Linked DNA regions of Mus musculus: regions 1 and 2 are each linked to region 3. The links are chromatin contacts, found by Hi-C or POLR2A ChIA-PET in ENCODE. All regions are on one chromosome and are shown on one strand. The core of a region is the stretch at or near the end of the contact, and the rest is flanking DNA. Distances in the headings are between cores, read along the strand shown.

Region 1 (3,518 bases), core at 527-3,026, 150 kb before region 3:
ACAACATCGAAGTACACACTTCCCAGTATCTGGGATCTAGGACCAGAAATTAAAACCCAATCACAGCACCCAGGAACAGGAAAAGAAACAGAACACTGGGTTAAAAGCATGACCAAAACACATGGCCAACATCTGGACTAAAACACAGACCAGAAACAAGACCAGGACACAGGACAATGAGCTGAACTAAGATTTAGTGCCAAGGGTAGGACCAAAACACAGAGCCAGGATCTTGACTAAGACACAGGGCCAGCAGAAACTAGACCAGGACAAGAAGCCAGTAACAGGACCTGGACTCATGGCTAGTCAAAGAACCAGGATTGAGAATCAGCCAGGTCATTGGACTGGGACATAGGACCAGGCCCCCCAAACCAGTTTTGGTTACAGAACCAGGTCATGGTAACCAGAACCAGAACCACCAGCAACTCAGGAGCTATGAATCAGGTCACGGGACTTAGAATCCAGGAAAGACTCAGAGATGAAGACTTTAAAGAGAAGTAGATGTCCCTGCTCAATTTTGGAGGCCAATTAGACGCCTGGGTCTCACTCCAAGGAAATAAACTACTTATACAGAATCATAAATAAGGCTCTGAGGCAGTGAAGCAATCAGTGTGTAGAGTACTTCCCTCAAGCGTGAAGACCTGAATTAGATATCCAGAACTTACATAAAAATCTCTCATGGAGGCTGCTGTTCTAGGTAGGTAGAGACAGGAGGCTCCCTGGGGCTTTCTTGCCAGACAGTCTGCTTCCAGGTCCAATGAGAGACCTGTCTCTATAAAATAAGGGGAAAGTGACGAGGGAACACAACCTCATAGATTTCTAATCTCTACATGCTCACATAGGCACATGTACAGGCACAAATTTGTGCATACCTCCAAACATGCACACAAACACATACACACATACCACACACACACACACACACACACACACACACACATACACATACACACACACACACACACACACACACACACACACACACACACACTAAATAGAATCCTAACAAAGTAGGAGGTGCCTCATAGTATTGCAACTGAATATGGCACCTTTGGTTGATATCCCTGGGAGGCCTGCCCTCTTCGGAAGGGAAATGGAGAAGTAGATCTGGAGAAGGGAAAGGAGGGAAGACTGGGTGGAAGGGGGAAATAAATGAGATATATGAGAGAATAGTACTACTAGTAGCAGTAATAGTAATAATAAAAATAATAAAGAACATATTTTTCTTTGCGTTTTATAAACAACATACAGAATACATCATACTCAAAAAATGTAGGCATGGATGGGTATCTCTGAATTTATTTTAAAAGGGCCTATTGATTCTTTCTTAAGCACTCTGGCCAGTCCTTATCAACATAACACAGCATCTCAAGGCTAAGGCTCTTATCTCTACTCCTGGTTAGAGTTTACATTCAAAACCAAACCCAACCAACCAACCAACCAAACAAACAAACAACAACAAACCACTGGGCAACATAAAAGCTGGTACTTTGAATTTATCACTGGGCTTCTCTGAATCAGTGGCAAAGGAAACCAATAAAATGCCTAAGTGGGGTTAATGGGATCTTAGCAGACAAACCCATCATTTGTGTATTCTCCATGCTACAGTGGGTTGGAGAGAGCACTTCATAGTTGGCTGACTCCCCACTTCTGTTCCTGTTAGAATTTTGGTCTTAGAGTAAACTTACACCCATTCCTTAGTGCCCTGGTTCAGGTTGTCTTGGCCTTTTTATTACGGGTCGTGTTTACCAAAGGTTTACAACTTGGCTGTAAACACCAGTTGGCACCAAAACCGGAAAGTTGGCATGAGGAGGTTTGGCATAAACATTGCCCGGAAGCACTTTTTTCTCTCTCTCTAAATCTGAGAAAAACAGGCTAGGGTCATTTTCAAGTTATTTATGTTATTCATGCATAAATAAAAGCGAAGCCTGACAGCATCAAACAGTTGTTGGCTTTTGCAGGCCTCAAAAATAGATTTTATCCAAGAAAAGTAACATTTGGTAAACAAATACTCAGTGACAGGCTGTTAAAAAAAATAAAGGGAGGGGGAAAAGGTGTCATGGGATGGATTAAATAGTAAGAGAAGAGAGAAGGTTTCAAGAACCATTTTTTATGTCAGAGAACAGAGTCAAGAAAGTTATTGTTAAACGGAGAAATTTCTACAGACTCAAAATTATAAATAAGCACAATGTAAGCTTTCAAGTAGATTTTATTAAGATCCAGAGGGCACATCATCCAAGCATACAAAGTAAACAATATAGAATGATCTCAGGGGATAGAAATAAATGATTTTTAAGTATGCATTCTAAAAGCAATGGAATGTTTAAAGCATTTTAAAACTCAAGGAGAGAGGGAGAGGAGTGAGTAATGAATTAACACATGCTGATGTTAAAAGTCTTTTAAAAGAGTTAGTTGTCAGTGTTCAAAGTCTCCTCTTGTCTTCCTTTTATTAAATTGTTTAGAAATGCAATTTGTAAACTATAAACTTCGGCAGCTTGTAGCTGTATGCTAAAGAGAGAAAGTGATGGTGTCAACTGTTCCCTAAAGATCGTCTTTCTGGCAAACTTAAAAGTCAGCCTTGACGTCAAGTGACCCTGGACAAGAGTCTGCATTGAGTTCTGCGAAGTGTGGGCAGAAAGGACTTTCACTCTGGAAACCCTACCAGGGAGGAAGGACTGAAGAAACCGTTTAGGGAAAAAGAAAAGCAAGCCAAGTCAAACAGAAAGTAAAAATAAGTCAGTGGGGAAAGAATGTCAACTGCAGAAGAACGTAGCCTGTCTGCTGCAGCTCGCGTTCTGGAACACGTGTTCTTTCGGCAAGGAAGCGTTTTCCTCAGCTTGTTTTGGTTGCTCTTCGCAAGTGAGGTTGGAGCTATTGTTACGGCTCAAGTCAGGGACAGTTACATCTGGTGGCCAAAGCTGTATACTACCCATTACAGAAGGTAACTTTAGACACACTGGGCAGAGAAACAGAATAGTGCCATTCCATAATAGAATTAACCCTATGAACAGCCCGTAGACATAAGCCAAGACATCCGATCCGTATATTTCAATGCCAATTCAAGATGAAAAACGTTTCCGGGACTCATTTCAAATGTTTGCCTCCCTGGAACTACCTAGGTCAACTTCATCTACAACTACATCTAGAATATGATAAATGTTCCTGATGTGTGCTGCTTCAGATAGAGTCTATAAATCAGTTTACTTACCCTACTATCAAAGCTGTTGCCAGGACAATGTTGTGGCTCTGAGGAGACCAAATCACATGACCTGAAGATAAGTGTTTACATCACAGAGCCACAGAGTGCCATGGCAGACACTGAAAAGCACAAATATACACACAGGATAATCCCTTGGAGACTGTTATTGTCTGTGAAGGAAAAGCCCTAGAGAATGTGGTCTGGACACCAGAGACCAGAGAATAAACATGCTCATCAGATAACATGCTTCTTGGAAAGGGACCTAGGCAGCCTTCAGTATTCTCAGAATTGGCAATTAGTTCTTATTATATTTGAAAGA
Region 2 (3,599 bases), core at 175-2,674, 160 kb before region 3:
TTCCTCTTGCTGGGAGGACAGACTTTAGAATTTTTGAGTTTCTTTTGCAATATTAGACTATAACTACAACTTTGGGAAAGCAAAATCCAATTTCAAAGCAATTTATCACCTTAGAATCAACATCAAAACTTCACTATCACATTGCGAAATTTGGCTGCCAATTTATATCTATGAATGTATGACAGTGCAAGTTTTAATGCTTCATTAAAGAGACATTGCTTTAAATATTACCTTTAATTCTACTTTCTAGGATAAGAATCACATTAAATATTATCTCAACTAGAAGTATCCTTAGAGACCCAGCCTCTTGACCTGCCTTATGCCATGTGTTGGAAAGATTCCAAACCTGAGTTACCAATTAAAAACTAACTTTCTAGTAACCAGTGTTACACCTATTTGATCATACCCAATAACTTATAAGCTAATACTCTAACAAAGAAGACATGAAGAGCATATTATACCTCTAAGACCAATAAAAAAACAAATGAAGCAGCTACACGAGTCTAATAAATTTAGACCAATCAAAGAATTTCAATTTTTCTGGCTATAATTATAAGATAAAAAAGCACTTTGTCATTTGCCAAGCACATTCATCATGATTGCAGAGAACCCTCCAGGAAAAAAAAAACATCTATCTGCTTTTTTGCCCCAAAACTAAGAGCCTGCAGACTCCCTTTCTTTGAGAGCAGCTTTTCCAGCAGTGGCTTCCCTGCTGTGCCTGATCCATGGCTAAAGGGTGTGGCCACTCTGCTGAACCAGCAGATAAAGTTTTAGCCACCTTTTATTTTCCAACATGAAACACAGAACATTCAGCCATTCAGACAACTATACACAAACACACATGGATTGACACGTGGTGCACCAGACGGTAGACTAGACATTAGATAACACAAAGAGGACAGAGAACTTCTGCTGTAGGGACCAGAGAGAAAAGGGCAGGACATTCCCCGATTTTTTCTCTGCCTCTGGGAAAGTTTCAAATCCATTTTCCTCTATATTATTTTATTATTACAAACCCTGTTCCTGCTGCCCGATGCAGCTCCTGACTGCGGACATCTGCCTGATTATTTAATTTAAACCCTTTTTCCTCTCGCCTAAAGCAGTTTTTGAAAACTGCGGACAATTGCCTGATCAGTTCCTAGTTCCGAATAATTCACTGCCGAACCTAAGTGGAAACCACCATTGGGTTAGCACTGATTCCAAACTTAGCTCGTATCCTCCCGCACCTCTAGCAACAATTTAAAAAATGAAGTTTTAAGCTAGCACTAGCATGTGAACCTATTGCTCCAGTGCTCGATAAGATCCTTTTCTTTTTCTTCCTGTGGAGCTCAATACTAAGCAGAGTTCCTCCAGCATTTTTTCTGCCATTCCTCAGGTCCCTGTTCGGATACTAGACTATTGGAAGCCGGCCCAGAGCTCACATGGACCAGGTTTCACCTAGGAGGCAAGCCGGGGCTGAAAAGAGAGGGGAACTAGGCAGTTGAGAGAAAAATGGAGCTAAGTCAAGATTTCTGATCAAAGCTCAAATATTTAATGGCAAATGTGCTTGTAAGTGGGGATGGGGGGGGGCACTCCCACCAATTCATTCTTGGAGTCTGGAACCAGCTGCAGGTAACTACATGCAGGATAGGGTGTAGTCTCCATAATAGCTCAGCGGCCTCTCAGCAGGAGGAACAACTGCAGTGGCTGAACAATAGAGTGATCTTGGGAGGAAGGTTCCACCCTAGGTAATCTCCTTAGTGGCAGCAAGGTCAAGGTCTGGCTCTGCCTGCTTCAGGCTGGAGGGTTTACACATTCCTCTGTTGAGGGGCATCTGGGTTCTTTCCAGCTTCTGGCTATTGTAAATAAGGCTGCTATGAACATAGTGGAGCATGTGTTCTTATTACCAGTTGGAACATCTTCTGGGTATACGCCCAGGAGAGGTATTGATGGATCTTCCAGTAGTACTATGTCCAATTTTCTGAGGAACCACCAGACTGATTTCCAGAGTGGTTTTACAAGCTTGCAATCCCACCAGCAATGGAGGAGTGTTCCTCTTTCTCCACATCCTCGCCAGCATCTGCTGTCACCTGAATTTTTGATCTTAGTCATTCTGACTGGTATGAGATAGAATCTCAGGGTTGTTTTGATTTGCATTTCCCTGATGATTAAGGATGTTGAATATTTTTTAAGTGCTTCTCAGCCCTTCTGTATTCCTCAGTTGAGATTTTTGTTTAGCTCTGTACCTCATTTTTAATGGGGTTATTTGAATTTCTAGACTTCAGCTTCTTGAGCTCTTAAAGAAGACCTAATTCCAACTCTTCTCAAACTATTCCACAAAATAGAAACAGAAGGTACTCTACCCAATTCATTCTATGAAGCCACAATTTCTCTGATACCTAAACCACACTAAGATCCAACAAAGAAAGAGAACTTCAGACCAATTTCCCTTATGAATATCAATGCAAAAATACTCAATAAAATCCTCGCAAACTGATCCCAAGAACACATCAAAACAATCATCCATCATGACCACGTAGGCTTCATCCCAGGGATGCAGAGATGCTTTAATATACGGAAATCCATCAACGTAATCCACTATGTAAACAAACTCAAAGACAAAAATCACATGATTATCTCGTTAGATGCTGAGAAAGCATTTGACAAAATCCAACACCCCTTCATGATAAAAGTCATGGAAAGATCAGGAATTCAAAGCCCATACCTAAACATAATAAAAGCAATCTATAGTAAACTAGTAGCCAACATTAAAGTAAATGGAGAGAAGATTGAAGCAACCACACTAAGATCAGGGACTAGACGAGGCTGCCCACTTTCTCCCTACCTACTCAGTATAGTACTTGAAGTCCTAGCCAGAGCAATTTGACAACAAAAGGAGATCAAGGGGATACAAATTGGAAAGGAAGAAGTCAAAATATCATTTGTAGATGATATGATAGTATATATAAGTGACCCTAAAAATTCTACCAGAGAACTCCTAAACCTGATAAACAGCTTCAGTGCAGTAGCTAGATATAAAATTAACTTAAATATATCAGTGGCCTTTCTCTACACAAAGATTAACCAGGCTCAGAAAGAAATTAGGGAAACAACACCCTTCACAATAGTCACAAATAATATAAAATACCTTAGTGTGACTCTAACTAAGGAAGTGAAAGATTTGTATGATAAGAACTTCAAGTCTCTGAAGAAAGAAATTGAAGATCTCAGAAGATGGAAAGATCTCCCATACTCATGGATTGGCAGGATTAATATAGCAAAAATGGCTATCCTGCCAAAAGCAATCTACAGATTCGATGCAATCCCCATCAAAATTCCAACTTAATTCTTCACTGAGTTAGAAAGGGTAATTTCCAAATTCATCTGGAACAACAAAAAACCTAGGACAGCAAAAACTATTTTCAACAATAAAAGAACCTCTGGGGAAATCACCATGCCTGACCTCAAGCTATACTACAGAGCAATTGTGATAAAAAAAACTTCATGGTATTGGTACAGGGACAGACAGGCTGATCAATGGAATAGAATTGAAGACCCAGAAATGAACCCACACACCTATGGTCACTTGATCTTTGACAAGGGAGCTAAAACCATCCAGT
Region 3 (3,500 bases), core at 73-2,572:
CTAGACTTCGTAAATTAAACAGAAAAACTCCCCTCAGCTTATTTTACGTACTTGACAACTTTTAAAAGGATACTATTCATTAAAAATTATATTCGAAGTTGTTATAATTGGATTTTTATTCAAAAATTTTAGTCGCTCGTTTTTTTTTTTTTTTTTTTTAGATATCATGGTGTGCTTTGGTAGATAATTTGTATGAAAAAAATTGTCATCTTCAACCTAATTTGAATTGTTTACACATCCATGGGAAAGCCTGTTAACCTTGGTGAGACATCTCCGAGACTGCCTTCTACGAGATAAACAGATTTAAACCCCATTAGCAGCAAAATCTGCATCTTCTTTGAATTAAAACTGTGCAACAAGAAAAAGGGGAGTTTTAAGCTGTGAATGTCCAGGTCTCCAAGTACAGTGTGGCCATGGCGCCAGGTCACGGATGCGATCTTAAAAGCTGCATTTTCAACTTTTGAGTGGGTAAAATTCATTCCTGAGAACTGAGTGTTTTTGACACACTGGTCAGGTAGGGGGCTTTTGAGATGCTCTACCGTTTCCCCCTCTCTGCCTGCGTAAGAAGTGGGGGTATTTTGGTCTCAGGCTCCTGTCATCCTCCGTCCTAGACAGAAACTACCACACAGTGACTCTGGAGTACCAAGTCCCCCTGCTGTTCGGTCTTATTGTCCCATCGCCACAGGGAAACCTGCGGGCACGTTTGCGCCCACCCCGGGGCACCTCTGCATCTCTGAGTATGGAGGGGACTCCGAACAAAGAGAGAAATCAAGGGACCAAGGAGAATGGAGGGTCAGGGAAGGATCCGGGAACACGGGAACCCAGCGGGAGGAAATGAGGGGGATCGGGAATATGTCTGCTATCTTTGGTCTTTTTGGGGGGTGCCGGTCCGTGTGACCGGATCAGAAGGTGCAACCGGGCAGCCGGGCGGCGGGGACAGGTGCCCGGTTGCCCGGCTAGGCTCCCCCAGCTCCGGCCGCTCCGGCCGCACTTCTGCAACGTTGGGCTGTACACCTCCCAGCGCCGACTCCTTCGGTGCGCCGTAGCCCTCGCCTTATATACCCTGCTAAAAATAGCCTGTGAGACGTCTTTCCAATCAGCGCAGGCCGAGTTCGAATTGCACCAATAAGGAGGCCTTTAATGAAGAGGCTCGGTCACGCCAGGCGGGGCCGCTGTGTGTCCGCACCGGCGATTGGTGCGAGCTGACATCATCGTCGCGCAGCCCCGGGTACAGGAGCGGCAGGATTGGGTACCGTGGGGGGCGGAGCTCCAAGCTGGTCACGTGGGGGGAGAAGGGGGGAGCCAAGCGGGGGAGGAGGGGGGAGGCTGGCAGCGGAGCTTTGAATAGGGAAGTTTTGCAGGGGTTACGCTTGCAGTCAGTCCGCTGTTTGCAAATATTGCGTGGGCTCGGCGCGCTGCGGGCTGCGGGAGGGTCCGGACCCGGCGTCCGATTGCAGCGCCATCCAGTTTGCATGAAACTTTCACCTGCGCTCCCGGGAACAGTTTCTGCTCGGACTCCTGATCGTTCACCTCCCTGTTTTCCCGACAGCGAGGACTGTCTTTTCCAACCCGACATGGATGTGCTCCCAATGTGTAGCATCTTCCAGGAACTACAGATTGTGCACGAAACGGGCTACTTCTCGGCTCTGCCGTCCCTGGAGGAATATTGGCAACAGGTAAATACGGATTTTTTTTTTTTTTTCACCTGCCCGGTACGCCGAGGAGGGAGTCGCGCGGAGGAGCAGGCAAGATGGTGTGTGCTTGGAAGTGCATCTTTTTAATGATGATTAGCATTTGCCTAATTAAAAATATAAAGTAATGATCTTAAGATGTCCTTCTGCTGCCTGGAATGATGAAGGCACTGTAGAGCGAGCCTTCGGGAGCGAGGAGTAGAGTTGTCATTTGTGTGAAGGCGAGCTCTCCTTCCCACTACGTTTTTATTTCTTCATTTTTTTTTCGTGTTTTGCTAATTCCGAGCTTACGAGCAGCATACACCTGGGGGGGGGGACCCCAAATTATTCTGACCGATCCAGACCTGAGCCCTTGGCACAAGTTTGGGGTTTGTACCAGCTCCAAACTCCACAGCTGGACCCTGTCATACGAACGAGCTTGCCTTGACTACCAAAAGATTTGATTTAAGGATTTTGGTTTTGTTTTGATATTTGTATGTCCCAAATTTAAAAGTCTTAACATTTTGCTTGCGGAACGCAGTAGTTCTTTTTGAATTCAAGGCCATTTGCAGTTTCTTTTCCGTCTGGATAATTTCTTATCATTCACGTATGCCTGCCTTGTTTTTCTTACCTGCTTTTCTTGTTGACTGCGCGGCGGGTGTGTGTGTGTGGGGGTGCTGTTTGCACACAAGTGACTTGTCAGTCATATGACAATGAGTCCATTCCTAGTTGCTTCGGGTCTTACTTTGGGCAAGAAAAATCTCTAATTCCGGCATTTTAGTGGAACTAGAATTTGGGGCAACCGGAATAAAAGAAACACCCCCTACCCCTTCTAAGTCATAGGATTCTGTGAGTGGCAAAAATATTCTCAAACACTTTCACCATTGTCTTTAAAAACGATGATTCTGTGGCCGTCTCTCTACCCTTCTGGGTATTTTTTTTCCTCCAAGTGAATTAGCAGATCAAATAAATTCCGTCGGTTTCACAACCTCCCAGGCTTTAAAACCCAGGAAAAGCGAAGTGTTGGCTGAAACCTCCCCATGCCGGCTTAATTGTTCACAATCCTCTCTGCCTTTCTCTCCCCCTCTCCATTTTTCCTCCTCAAAGAAGCTGCTCCCTGGGACGTGATTGAAATTGATCTTAGTAGTTTCCTTTAGGCATTTGGGATTTGGGCAACTAGCCAGACTTGGCTCCTGGTCCCCTTCAGAGCCTTTTAAACTCCCAGAGAGCTTCGATCAGGTCCCCACTGCTCATCAGCATACTGGCGATTTTAAATTAGCCAGTTGATTAAAGTTTAACAAGATCTTCATAAATGTCTTCGCCATTTCTTTGGAACATCAATAATAGGTATCGCCGCTTCGATTCCTAATACTGTACACACTGTAACAGACATCGAATTTTGGGGGGAAATGGAAAACAGGCACCCCCTCTTCCTTAGCTTGCTTGTGCTTGCTGTGTGAGGCCGGGACTTAGGATGTGTATACTGTGATAGAAGGCACATTGTTTAGTAAGCTTTAGCCCTTTTGCTGGTAGCCTGTGCTCAAGATGGTCTGTACCCTGATAACATTTTTTTGTTGCAGTTTAGTGCCGAAATTTCTGTCTGTAGAATAGAATACACAGAGGCACAGACGGCCTTATATGGGCATGCAGGCAAAGCTAGTGAAAAATCAGGGCCTACATAATTGAATCCTAAAATCTTTCCTACCGTTTTTCTTTTCCAGTGGCTAGAAAGTTTGAGATGGTGGGGAGAGGGGATTGCTGATCTCTGCAGTGTGTAGCTCCTTGAAAGGTTGGTGGCAGGGCTGGGAAGGGGCACCCTGTTATGGCACA

Evidence for each region. A loop is a pair of places that touch in the nucleus more often than their neighbours do. ChIA-PET counts read pairs that join two places held with the same protein, here RNA polymerase II (POLR2A).
Region 1: a loop to region 3 is called in a map of gastrocnemius, with 5 times the contacts of the local background. The contact joins the enhancer-like site here to the promoter of Klf6 in region 3. A Hi-C loop is called at or near these places in 17 of 37 maps with a recorded cell type or tissue (T-helper 1 cell, T-helper 17 cell, T-helper 2 cell and 5 more). POLR2A ChIA-PET finds 5 or more read pairs at or near these places in 2 of 5 experiments (Patski and embryonic stem cell).
Region 2: a loop to region 3 is called in a map of heart, with 3 times the contacts of the local background. The contact joins the enhancer-like site here to the promoter of Klf6 in region 3. A Hi-C loop is called at or near these places in 5 of 37 maps with a recorded cell type or tissue (ES-E14, heart and mouse embryonic stem cell). POLR2A ChIA-PET finds 5 or more read pairs at or near these places in 4 of 5 experiments (Patski and embryonic stem cell).

The regions. Positions count from the first base shown.
Region 1 is chr13:5,711,646-5,715,163 of GRCm38, forward strand. The region is part of intron 1 of Gm35330 (a long non-coding RNA gene); the gene reads right to left. Among named protein-coding and RNA genes, the nearest start is that of Gm35330, 11 kb to the right of the region's middle. Within about 2 kb of position 1,777, at least 2 of the 3 ENCODE cell types and tissues checked have a DNase peak (open chromatin) inside an H3K27ac peak, as active enhancers do; they include gastrocnemius and left cerebral cortex, where a contact is called at or near this core.
Region 2 is chr13:5,695,835-5,699,433 of GRCm38, forward strand. All of the region lies in intron 3 of Gm35330 (a long non-coding RNA gene), which reads right to left. Among named protein-coding and RNA genes, the nearest start is that of Gm35330, 27 kb to the right of the region's middle. Within about 2 kb of position 1,425, at least 1 of the 3 ENCODE cell types and tissues checked has a DNase peak (open chromatin) inside an H3K27ac peak, as active enhancers do.
Region 3 is chr13:5,860,167-5,863,666 of GRCm38, forward strand. Klf6 (Kruppel-like factor 6) reads left to right here and starts at 1,323. Exons shown (of 4, transcript NM_011803.2): 1 at 1,323-1,676. The coding sequence starts at 1,473.